Regions from separate parts of the Homo sapiens genome. Here region 1 is linked to region 2. The links are chromatin loops, found by intact Hi-C in ENCODE. Cell type or tissue: IMR-90. All regions are shown on one strand. Links, peaks and the distances in the headings refer to the core of each region. The heading gives the core; the rest is flanking DNA.

Evidence for each region. Peaks named below come from ENCODE experiments on the same cell type or tissue, not always from the same donor. Only the 100,000 strongest peaks of a DNase experiment are listed, where the experiment ranks them.
Region 1: a loop joins it to region 2, with 7 times the contacts of the local background. A loop is called at or near these places in 3 of 110 quality-filtered maps.

What each region holds. Positions count from the first base shown.
Region 1 is chr5:31,191,360-31,196,720 of GRCh38, forward strand. CDH6 (cadherin 6) reads left to right here and starts at 2,327. Exons shown (of 12, transcript NM_004932.4): 1 at 2,327-2,527. In IMR-90, for the core only: a CTCF peak has its summit at 5,133 (motif pointing left); DNase peaks (open chromatin) are centred at 2,352 and 5,132; H3K4me3 peaks cover 3,403 bases; H3K27ac peaks cover 1,921 bases.
Region 2 is chr5:31,020,096-31,025,456 of GRCh38, forward strand. No RefSeq gene overlaps it. Among named protein-coding and RNA genes, the nearest start is that of CDH6, 170 kb to the right of the region's middle. In IMR-90, for the core only: no CTCF peak of the experiment used is centred there; DNase peaks (open chromatin) are centred at 1,406 and 3,186; H3K27ac peaks cover 408 bases.

The DNA of each region.
Region 1 (5,361 bases), core at 234-5,233, 170 kb after region 2:
GATGGGCTACTGTTACTTGCCAACATGTTTTGGTGTGATGATAGAGAACAAACCAGAAACAGAACTTACACAACTCCAAGTAATCATTTAGCCTCAGTAACTCTCAGTTCCTAGTCTCTGAAATGAGGGTAAAATAATTCTAGATATTTACATCAATCCTGTATTTGAAGATGAATAATTATTGTGACAAATATTACTAGAAAGCCTCAAAAATCACATAAAATCCTTTAGTACAAGAGCTGTCTTTTATATAATTTCATGCTGCCACCTGAACTGTTCAGAAGCAAACGGATTGTCCACTCATACAGTTGTTGTTCTAAACACCTTTGACATGTAGCTTAATGGGGTTTGAAGAATAGTATATTGCAAACAATTAGAGGTTTCCTTTGTGAGATATTAACTGGTTCAACAGACAGAAAATCAACTTCACTATCAACCCTCTTCTACCATAAAAATCAGCCAATTTGCACATTTTTTCTGCTAAAGGTGGTCTTAAAATATGACTTATTTTATTGACATATTTACGTATTATGTATTCATGTATTATCCTACTACCACATATGCTAATAAATTATACCTGTACATATAATCTGTGGGTCTCTATGTCTGCATACACACCTGCACACCCTTTTACCAATAATATTTCTGCTTCTTGTGTGTTCCAGTTTCACTGCCTTGGACATGTTATGTAACTTCTGTTGTCTCTTCATCAGTCTGTTTTCTCTGTCTTAATTGGGAAAATATGACACCACTTATTGAAGGATGAATTAAATAAAATAGTCTACAAAAGTACTTTGTAAACAGTAAAGGACTACACAGACACACAGAGCTAATATTTCCAATTAAATGTATAAGAAATTCATAATCTGACGAATGGACTATGAATCTAAAGCAGCTTTCTTCTCCCCCATTCTTACTTCATACGTGTTTAAAGAGCTCTATAAAAAGAAAATGTTCAGCCTCTTCTCACAAATTGGTAGCAATTCTTCATTTGGGGAAGGTCTTTTCCAGAAAGAAACTCAAATCTTTCCATCTTCCATGTGCAGAACATCTGTGCTAAAACCATTCCATGCACACTTCTTTGAAGCACTGGCTGCCTAAAGGAATACTTTTGATTTGGGCTTTATTTAAATGCCTGAACTTCTATTGGAGAAACAAAAGGTTTTCTAGTAAGAGCTCAGTTGGGAACAGGACCAACCTCCAGCCAGTTTAACTACTCAGAGGCCAAGCAGCCTGGCATTTCTTAGAGCTCTGTGCAATGGAAATCTCCCTGAGAACTTGCAGCACAGGCGAACAGCTGGTTTGGGAGGCTAGTGACCCTGGGTGCAATCACTGTGGTAATTAGATTTAATTTTCCTAATCCAACAGTGGCTGACTCCATCATGCCTATGTCTCCTATGTAGAAAATCATTACTCTCATTTAATGGTACTTTGACATGTTTCACATTTTTGTGGCTTAGTACCTTAACATTAGATATTACCTCTTTGTAACTATCAATCTAGCCATTCAAACAGCTATGTGTACTAAAGAGTTTAATTTGAAGGTTATCCAACTTCGGCAACTTTCCAGAAGGATCTTCGAACGTTAAGCAGACCTTGAATATCATTGTACACCCCTCTTCTGCAAGTCTTTTGTATGCTTGTATCAATTCATTTAGAACGATGGCATCAGTCATAAGTCATTGGCAAGCCTGAAGGGTTTGGGTTTTCAGTGTTTCTGCAAGCCCAGGGAAGCATGGCTTCATGCTACGACATCCTGGGGTCACTCCAAAAGAGTAACAGAGATCATGGGGCTACGTGAAAGCGTGTCTTCCTGGGAGGAGAGAAGGAAAGACATGTATGAATCTATCCATGTCTGCTTGCATCTGGAGAACGCCTGTTTATGTTGTAAAGAAAAGCCATCGGTATTGTCATCTCAGGAGACCGGCTTGTTTTATGTGTGTGCATGTTATACGTGCTATCACACGAAGCTGGCCAACTGATAGAGTGACGAGGTACTGTGTCCCTGGGAATTGTAATTGCTTGGTCGGTGAAAAAAAAAGAACATCAGACCATTGCTGATAATAGCACAAGGTGCATTTTGATAGTACAAAAGAGGAAACAGACGGAGTCATACAAGTTCTGAGTATATCTTAAACCCCCTCCAACAAAAAAAAGAAAGAAAGAAAGAAAGAAAGAAAGCAAGGGAAAGCCTGGGGCTGAAGGAGTGTTCCAGGGAGCGAATTGCTCAGGACTTCAAACACTGGGAGTCATTCTGTCAAGGGGAGGGGGCGGGCGGGGGCAGGCACTGGGCCTCTTTAACAAAGTCCTCCTCTCTTTGCTCCCTCCCACTTCATTCACTTGCAAATCAGTGTGTGCCCACAAGAGCCAGCTCTCCCGAGCCCGTAACCTTCGCATCCCAAGAGCTGCAGTTTCAGCCGCGACAGCAAGAACGGCAGAGCCGGCGACCGCGGCGGCGGCGGCGGCGGAGGCAGGAGCAGCCTGGGCGGGTCGCAGGGTCTCCGCGGGCGCAGGAAGGCGAGCAGAGGTGGGTTCGGGCTCCGTTGGCTATGCATACATCTCCCTTTTTTTTTTTTTAATTCTGTAGCGTTGATAGAAGCCAATCAGAGAGAGAGCCCTCTCCGCCCGGTGGGTGCCGCGCCGGAGTTGGGAGGGATGCTCTCAGCCTGCGAGCCCGGGTCGGGGCGGGCGCGCGGGTCCGGCTGCGCGGGCGGCGCTGCTGCCGCTGCTCAGGACCGACGCCGCTTCCCGGGGAGCCTGGGCACCGCTCCTCCGCCTCCTGGTAAGACCGATCCGCCGTGGGGCTGGGTGGGGGCACCGGGAAGCGGGCCGCCGCAGAAGAACCCGCTGCCTTTCTCTACGCCGGCAGAGGCTGCCAGGGGAGCTCTGGCATTTGCAAAGTTGGCTGGTCAATTACCAAAGGGCGCTGGTGCGTGCAGGTCCCGCCGAGCCGTTTGGGGCTTGATTTATCTCCACCTGCCCGCATCATAAGGGTCTGCGTGGTGACTGCTTGGGCTGAGTTACATTTCTTAGCTTTTGGGGTAAAGCAGAAAATCAGGTAGTCTGAAAACTCTGGAATGCTCCCAGTAAGGAAAACTTAAACTAAAGAGACGATTTGGCTGGTAGAAGGAGCTAAAGAAAACTGTTAGCTTGCACGTTCCGGGCAACGCCTGCCGGCTCATCTAGGACAGAAATGCTTAGGTTGCAAGGAAAGTCCAACACTGGACTCCGAAAATGGAGCACACTGTCCAGGGAAAAGTCATATGGAAGGCGCAGTTCGCTCGTGCTCCTCCACGGCTGGCCAGGCTCAAATCTGGGGGATAAAGCCTTCCCCGGACTGATTGGAGAGTGGTTGGAGTGCGCTTGGTTTTCGGTGCCAGATGCTGGAAAATTGGAGCCCCCAATGCGTTAATCCCAGAATTTAATAAAAAGGGACGCTGCAATGTTGTGGACTGCAGCAGTTGCAGAGCTGAGATTACTTCTTCCGTAGTTAGATATTCTGTCATGAGTTACCGTAGATCTCGAGATGGGAGATGCTGGAGAGGTCAGCGTGGTGCTAAGAAGTGTCACTGCTGCAATAAAATCCATATTTTATGGGGAGTTAAATGCAGGTCTCTGTCAGTGCAAAGGGCTGGCCACCTGAGTTAACTATGACTCAGAACATTCAAGAACCAAGAAGTTTAATCATCTGGAATAGCCACACATTTCTGTCTCCTACTCCCATTAAAAAAAAAAAAAATTTAAATGATGATAGTCATACTATAGAGGTGTATCAGACCGTGTCTCTGCGAATCTTCACTTTCACTTCGTAAAGCACACAGTGGGAAAGAAGGAAGAGGTTTTCCCTGCAAGAATGTTGCAGGAGTGGCTGTTGTGTACATATATGGCTGCTCTGGAGGGGTGCAGATCAAAATGTGGGCTTTCTGAGTGGTTAATTATCCAGGGGGTTGCAAACTCCTCCCTGTGTTGGAAAAAGGAACCCAGGGATATGCCTAGTTAATGTACAACTCTTCCAAGAAGGACTAACAAATATGCTTATATGAATAGTGCCAAGGGTTGCTTATTTCCTTTCTTTTCTTGCTGAAAGCTTTACCTGAAAAGGAAAACCCTTAGGATTTTACTTTGAGAGAGAGAAAAAAAATCTCTTCCAGTTTCACCTGAGACTTGAGCATCATCCCGTGTGTAATAGTACTTGCACGGCTCTATGCTTGCATTTTAGAGAACCGTAAAACCAGTTGTGTGAAGAAAGGGGTATGCTTGAGCAGATGTCTTCATTATGTCATAACCAGGAGGGTAAAGTTTATGCCAGAGGCCAGATTGTCAATGCAGAGCTCAGAAACTTAAAAGAAACCCAACAATTGACTGGAAAATGCAATCACATAGGGTTGTATCTCATCCCCTTTTGCTCTTTGATGTGTTCTAATTAAAAAGGTACTGAAGGAAAATAAAAGACAGATCTTTTCCCACCTAATGTAATGGTTCATGCCATACTTTTGAAGCAGAGGAAGTAACCAATTTCTTCAGAAAAACTAAGAGGCAGCAGCCCAATTTTGAAGGAAAATGGTGCCAATTCAGTTCTACTGTATTTGTGTCTACAATTATCTTTTGCTACCATTACAAGAAAGTGACAGTTTGGTATCTCCATAGGGACTTTTAGTCCCTTTACTATCTGGCTTTTACACCAATTTATTGCACTTACATTTTGTACTGCTAACTCTGCAAAGATAATATATGGAAACATAATCATTTTCTACCAAGTTGCCTACTATCAAAAAACGTGTACCCTACCTCTTCCACCCACCACTTCCATCAGCTTTGCAAGGAAAAACTTAGTGAGGCACTCTTCCTTTTTAAGAAAAAATGTACCTTGCAAAATACTGCTCGAGACACTTGAAAACAGCTAAAAATTTTCTAGAAAGCACAGCTACAGTCACAGGGTATTATATGATACTGTATTATTATAGCACCAAATCTGAAAATTAGGACTAATTGAGTGAATGTCCCACAGAGATTTCTTTAAAAGGAATGAAATGTGACCAATATTCTGAGTGAAACTACAATCTTCCTAAGGAATTGAAATGTGTGGTCCCCCCTTCTGGCCCGGTAGTTGCTTTGCAGTCACGAATGCCAACACACTAAGGCTGAATCCTTTGAACTATTCAAACTTTTTTTAGTTGGAAGGGACCTCTAGTGGGTCACTCCATGCATTTCTCCCTGGAGTTCAGCTGCAGAATGGATTTTGTTACCTAAGATAAGAGTATAACAACTTTTTCTCTGTAGACAAGTTAGTATTCTCTAAGCACTATCTTAATATTTGTGACAGGTCAAATCATTATTGCTATTATTTCTGTACTTCCTCTA
Region 2 (5,361 bases), core at 237-5,236:
ACAAATATACATATGCTACATGCATGTATATATACACACACACATCACATATATATGAGACATGGAAACTCAGGCAAACAAAAGAATGAAATCATTCATGTCTTTTGCAGCAACATGGAACTGGACGCCAATACCATAAGTGAAATAACTCAGAAACAGAAAGTCAAATACCACGTATTTTCACTTATAAGTGGGAGCTAAAAGATGTGTACACATGGACATGGTGAAATAATAGACATTGAAGACTCAGAAGGGTACAGGGTGGAATGGGGATAAGGGATGAGAAATGACTTAGTGGTTACACTGCACATTATTCACATGATGGCTATTCTCAAATCTCAAACTTCACCACTGCACAATATATCCACATAACAAAACTGTACTTGTACCCTCTAAATTTATGCAAATAAAAAAAGAGAAGACCAGTCAAGTCATGATATAAATTTGTAGAAGAGGATAAACTGCAGATTTAGCAGAGAAAAAGGTGGTAGAGCAATTCTGCTCACTGTGACCACTATGTGGGTGGCATTTGGCCTCAAGACCAGAGAAAACCTTAGGTGGTTTCATCTCTGATGCTGGAAAGTATAAGGAGAAATTCACCCCTTTCAGGTTGGAAATTTTCCCTGAAATTTTAACTGAGACAAATCCAAACTTGAAAGAAGCTTAAAAGAGTCAGGCTTAGAGATGTAATCTACATAATTTTTAAACTGTGTGGAAATATACAGTTAGAAAGAAATTCACCCAGGACCTTGAAATACTTGCACATAAAATATTCTTCAGTCGATGGGATATATTCACAAGTTTAAACATAGGCACACACACAGACCAATAGAGAAAGACCATTTACCATTGTATGCCACAGTGAGACTTTAATAGCTGCAAGTATTTTATGAATATTTCTGAAGGATTGAACTGTTTGTCACAGTGTTGACATGAAATCATTCAAAGTTTCCTCTGTAGTAATGAATACTAGCAAAAATTAAGCACAAAGCAATGAACTGACAGCACCAATATTTCTCCATATACTTTCTGTTAATCATTATTCACTAGTTACATTTTCTTTTTTTGATAACTCACAAATCCAAAAAAATGCAAGCACACCCACAGACACTGATGATTAATGATAGGTCCAGATATTGTAAGGTTAAAGAACAAATGATTAACCACTTCATCATTGCCCTGCTGATTTTGAGAATGATGTCAGTGTGAAGGATTCTCTGAAAACAAACAAACATTATCATCAACTGGTTTCAGGCAAACTGTGGTTCTTCTAAACCTGTGGTCCTAAATATTGACTTTTTAAAAGGTATCAGGTATAACAAGTGACCTCAGAGGACTCAGTTACTGTGAGCTACAGCCTAAATCCCAGAGTGACTCAAATCAGGGAAACGTCTAAACTCTGGGTAATCTCCAGCGAGAACAATCACTTCTAAAGAATCTGTGCAAAGTGCCTGCCTCAGACTTTGGTTCATGTTTATAATCCAAGTAATGCAGACATGACAGTTTCTTATGTCTAATGTGCAAGGTTAAAAAGAAAAGCGAGTTTATTTAAAACGTACTAAGTGGTCTAAGGAAAAAGAAACAGCACATTTTTATGTTTATGGAGTCCTAATAGTTTAATTGTACTCTATGGAAAGCTTATATCTGTATATCAAATATTCATGTCTTTGACATAATTCCATATATTCTAACTACCTTCACCCACACTACACTTTGTGCTATATCTTGTGTATTTTGTTTTTATGTCATTTCCAAGTTCTTAGCTTTTTGCATTGAGGATTAAGATAAGTATTTAAAAATTGCTAGAGGCACTAACCCTAGCCATTTTCTTTTTTTATTATACTTTAAGTTCTGGGATACATGTGCAGAACATGCAGGTTACATAGGTATACATGTGCCATGGTGGCTCGCTGCACCCATCATCTGTGTTTTAAACCCCACATGTGTTAGGTATTTCTCCTAATGCTATCCCTCCCCTTGCTTCCCCCACCCCTCGACAGGCCCCAGTGTGTCATGTTCCCCTCCCTGTGTCCATGTGTTCTCACTGTTCAACTCCCACTTATGAGTGAGAACATGCGGTGTTTGGTTTTCCATTCCTGTGTTAGTTTGCTGAGAATTATGGTTTCCAGCTTCATCCATGTTCCTGCAAAGGACATGAACTCATTCTTTTTTATGGCTGCATAGTATTCCATGGTATATATGTGACACATTTTCTTTATCCAATTTATCAGTGATGGGCATTTGGGTTGGCTCCAAATCTTTGCTATTGTAAATAGTGCTGCAATAAACACATATGTGCCTGTGTCTTTAGAGAATGATTTATAATCCTTTAGGTATATACCCAGTAATGGGATTGACCCCTACCATTTTCATCACAGTTATTCAATCTTTATCAAAAACTTATGGTAATAATACTCTTTGACTAAAATTATAATCTAGTCTTAGCACTCTGAATTTTATAATGACTAGTTACTTAAACCAAGTCCGTAATTTTCTTAGTTAACATATGTATATATTTATAAATTTTTCCCCAAAAATACATAAGACATAATTTTAACTTTCTTCTAAAGCTCTATCAAAATAGTCAGATTTTATGTGTATCTTGGTTGTTTTTAAAGTGTAAAGCTCTTTAGCTTACAAATACATCATCCTAACAGACTGCCATCCTCCAAGATTGGAGGATTTTATGGAACTTACTTCAAAATACTTCTGAAATTCTTGGGATTAATAGTGGCTGCTTTGGACAACAGGCAGAGTTAAGAGGTATAAGAAATACTTTTATTTACGTTTTTATTTCTGTATGTATTGCCACCCGGGAGCCCTGGCAGAAGAAAGGTGTTATAGAAATATAATTTATTAATAATAATTTGTTTCAGGACGGTTTACAATGAAAAGGGAAGAGGAAAGGATCTGTGAAAACCCACAAAATTCCTTGAGAAGGTGGCTTACTAGCAGTGTTAAGTATTTACAACCAGAATAAAAGGATAGCTCTCACAACTGTTTTTATGAGCAAAGAACTGCATTGGTAGCTCCTAGCCAGGCTTGACAGCTTCTTTGGAGCAGACTAAGTAATTTTCTGTGGTACAAATTCACTAGACCAATTTCTGTCTCACCCAACAAACAATGGCAGATTACCCAAGCCCTTATCGGCTAAATGCCTCACTTTCCCCTTACTCATACAACTTCTTTAGAAAAAAGGAAATCTGATACAAGGATGATTTAGAAATAGTCATTTGAACTCGAGCAACTCGTTTATTTGAATAAGTCATGCAAAGACCAGGAAATATTTATTCTTCCTGTATCAGAAATAAGTCAGACCTTTGTTGATATAGGGTATCCAGATTAAAAAGGATGTGAGGCAGCTTGCATTGTTCCCTACATAAATAGCAAAAATGTGGAAAATATTTCCAGTGACAAAAATTTAAGAGAAGTTTGTTGGCTTAGCCAAGAGTAAAAAACTTTAAGAATTTGCCAAATGTAAGTATAGAAATTACTTTATTTTCTGGGAGAGGGAAGGAACATTTGTAATTAATTTAACTTTGGAGCATTCAGTTAGAGGCATGGTTCTCAACCCTGGTTGCTCATCACAATACCTGGGGAGCTTTAAAAAAACACTGATCCCTAAAGTGCATTCACAATAATTCTAGGGTAATGAGGGGTACCCAGGTATGTGTAGTTTGTAAAAGCTCTCCAGATGTTTTCAATATGTAGCCAGGGTTGGAAACCAGTGAATTAAAGACTATTTACATAGTTGAAAACAGCTGAGATTATCAGGGAATTAAAGAAGACATTTTAGGTTATTTTATTTTGTTTGTTTTTTTTACAAACCAGGGCATTGATCAACATCAAAATCACCTGGATTGCAGTGGTAACTACCCAGGACAGGCCCACTTTCCACACCTCTCATCCAAACCAAAGCTCCCCATGACAATTTGACAATGACTATTTCCTTGACCAAACTTCAGTCAGGTCTCTGAGCGCTCTTCTCAAGTAGGTCTCAGCTTTGATCCCTGCCCCACCCCAACCCCTGCAGCCCATCCCCTCATCCTTGCTGGGCCTACATAACACAGCAGCAAACTTTTAACAAGAAACCTGTTCAGCCTGCTAGAGAGAATCCCCCCACACTTCATATCCAATCCCCTTCATTCAAATTCTACATCCCCCAACTCCCACCCATCCCTCATATTCGGTCACCCTGGCCTGCCTTCAGAAAGAATTCTATTAGGTCAGTTCAGCGAGAATTCCCCCAGTTCTCGCTACCTTTGATGTCTCCTCTTGTTCATTTTCCATCCACTGATTATTTCCCCCACCACTCACCCTCCACACCCTGACAACCTGCTCCTTGGCTATAAATTCCTATTTGATCTTGTTGTCTTCAGAGTTAAGCCTGTACTCTCTCTACTCTATTGCAATCGTCTTGACACTCATCACAGTAGTCCTGAATAAAGTCTTCCTTACCATTTTCACAAGTGTCAGAATAATTCTTTCTTTAGCAAATAAGATTCTGGGGCAGTGATGTTGGCAGCCTTCCTCCTCCTACCCTCCTCCTACCTCCTGCCCACATGGGGAACCACTCCTTTATGCCACCCAGGTGACACCACTCTAAAATGTGCTACCACTCAAGTGCTATGAACTTCAGCACTATCAGTGTCCCTAAGGAAGACTGCAGTAGAAAACAGTATATACAAAAAAAAAGGATATATGATTTTTCCCCCAACAGAAAAGATAAATGTGGCCTAGCAGTAAATATTGAAGGAATAAAATCCCTTTGGGATAACAGAAATGCAGAACTGTAAAAATGTATAAAGGGTTTGATTGATTGTTTGTTAGTAACATGGTATGTATTAAAGAGAGAGAGAGACAGAGAAAGAGGCAACAAAATAGGAGAAAGAAATACAAGCCAGCACTTTTAAGAGAATATGATTTAAGAAAGAAAAAAGAATGTTAAAATTCAGTGCCAAACCTAGAATGAGATCTGTGGAATGTAGGCCAGGTGACAGATTCCTGAGTCAGGACCTATAGGTCCTAATGGCTTTAATGAAAGTGGATTACCTTACTTTAAATATGTTAATGATTAACCTTGGAAATTAAGACCCAACTAGGCTGTGGCTAATAAATACATTCACCTCTGCAACAGACAACAGCTACTCTTTTGTCTTGCCATACAATGCATACTTATAATACATGTAAATCACCTTGTAATCTTTTTCATGTAAAATTCTACAAAAATAACATTAAAATACATTAAGCATTTAAAAATGTTCATAAATAAAATGAGACGGCAACTTTCTATCCTTATGAAATAAATGTGCCTGAAAGTAGACTTAACCAGATAACCTTGCAAAGTCTCTTCCATTTCTA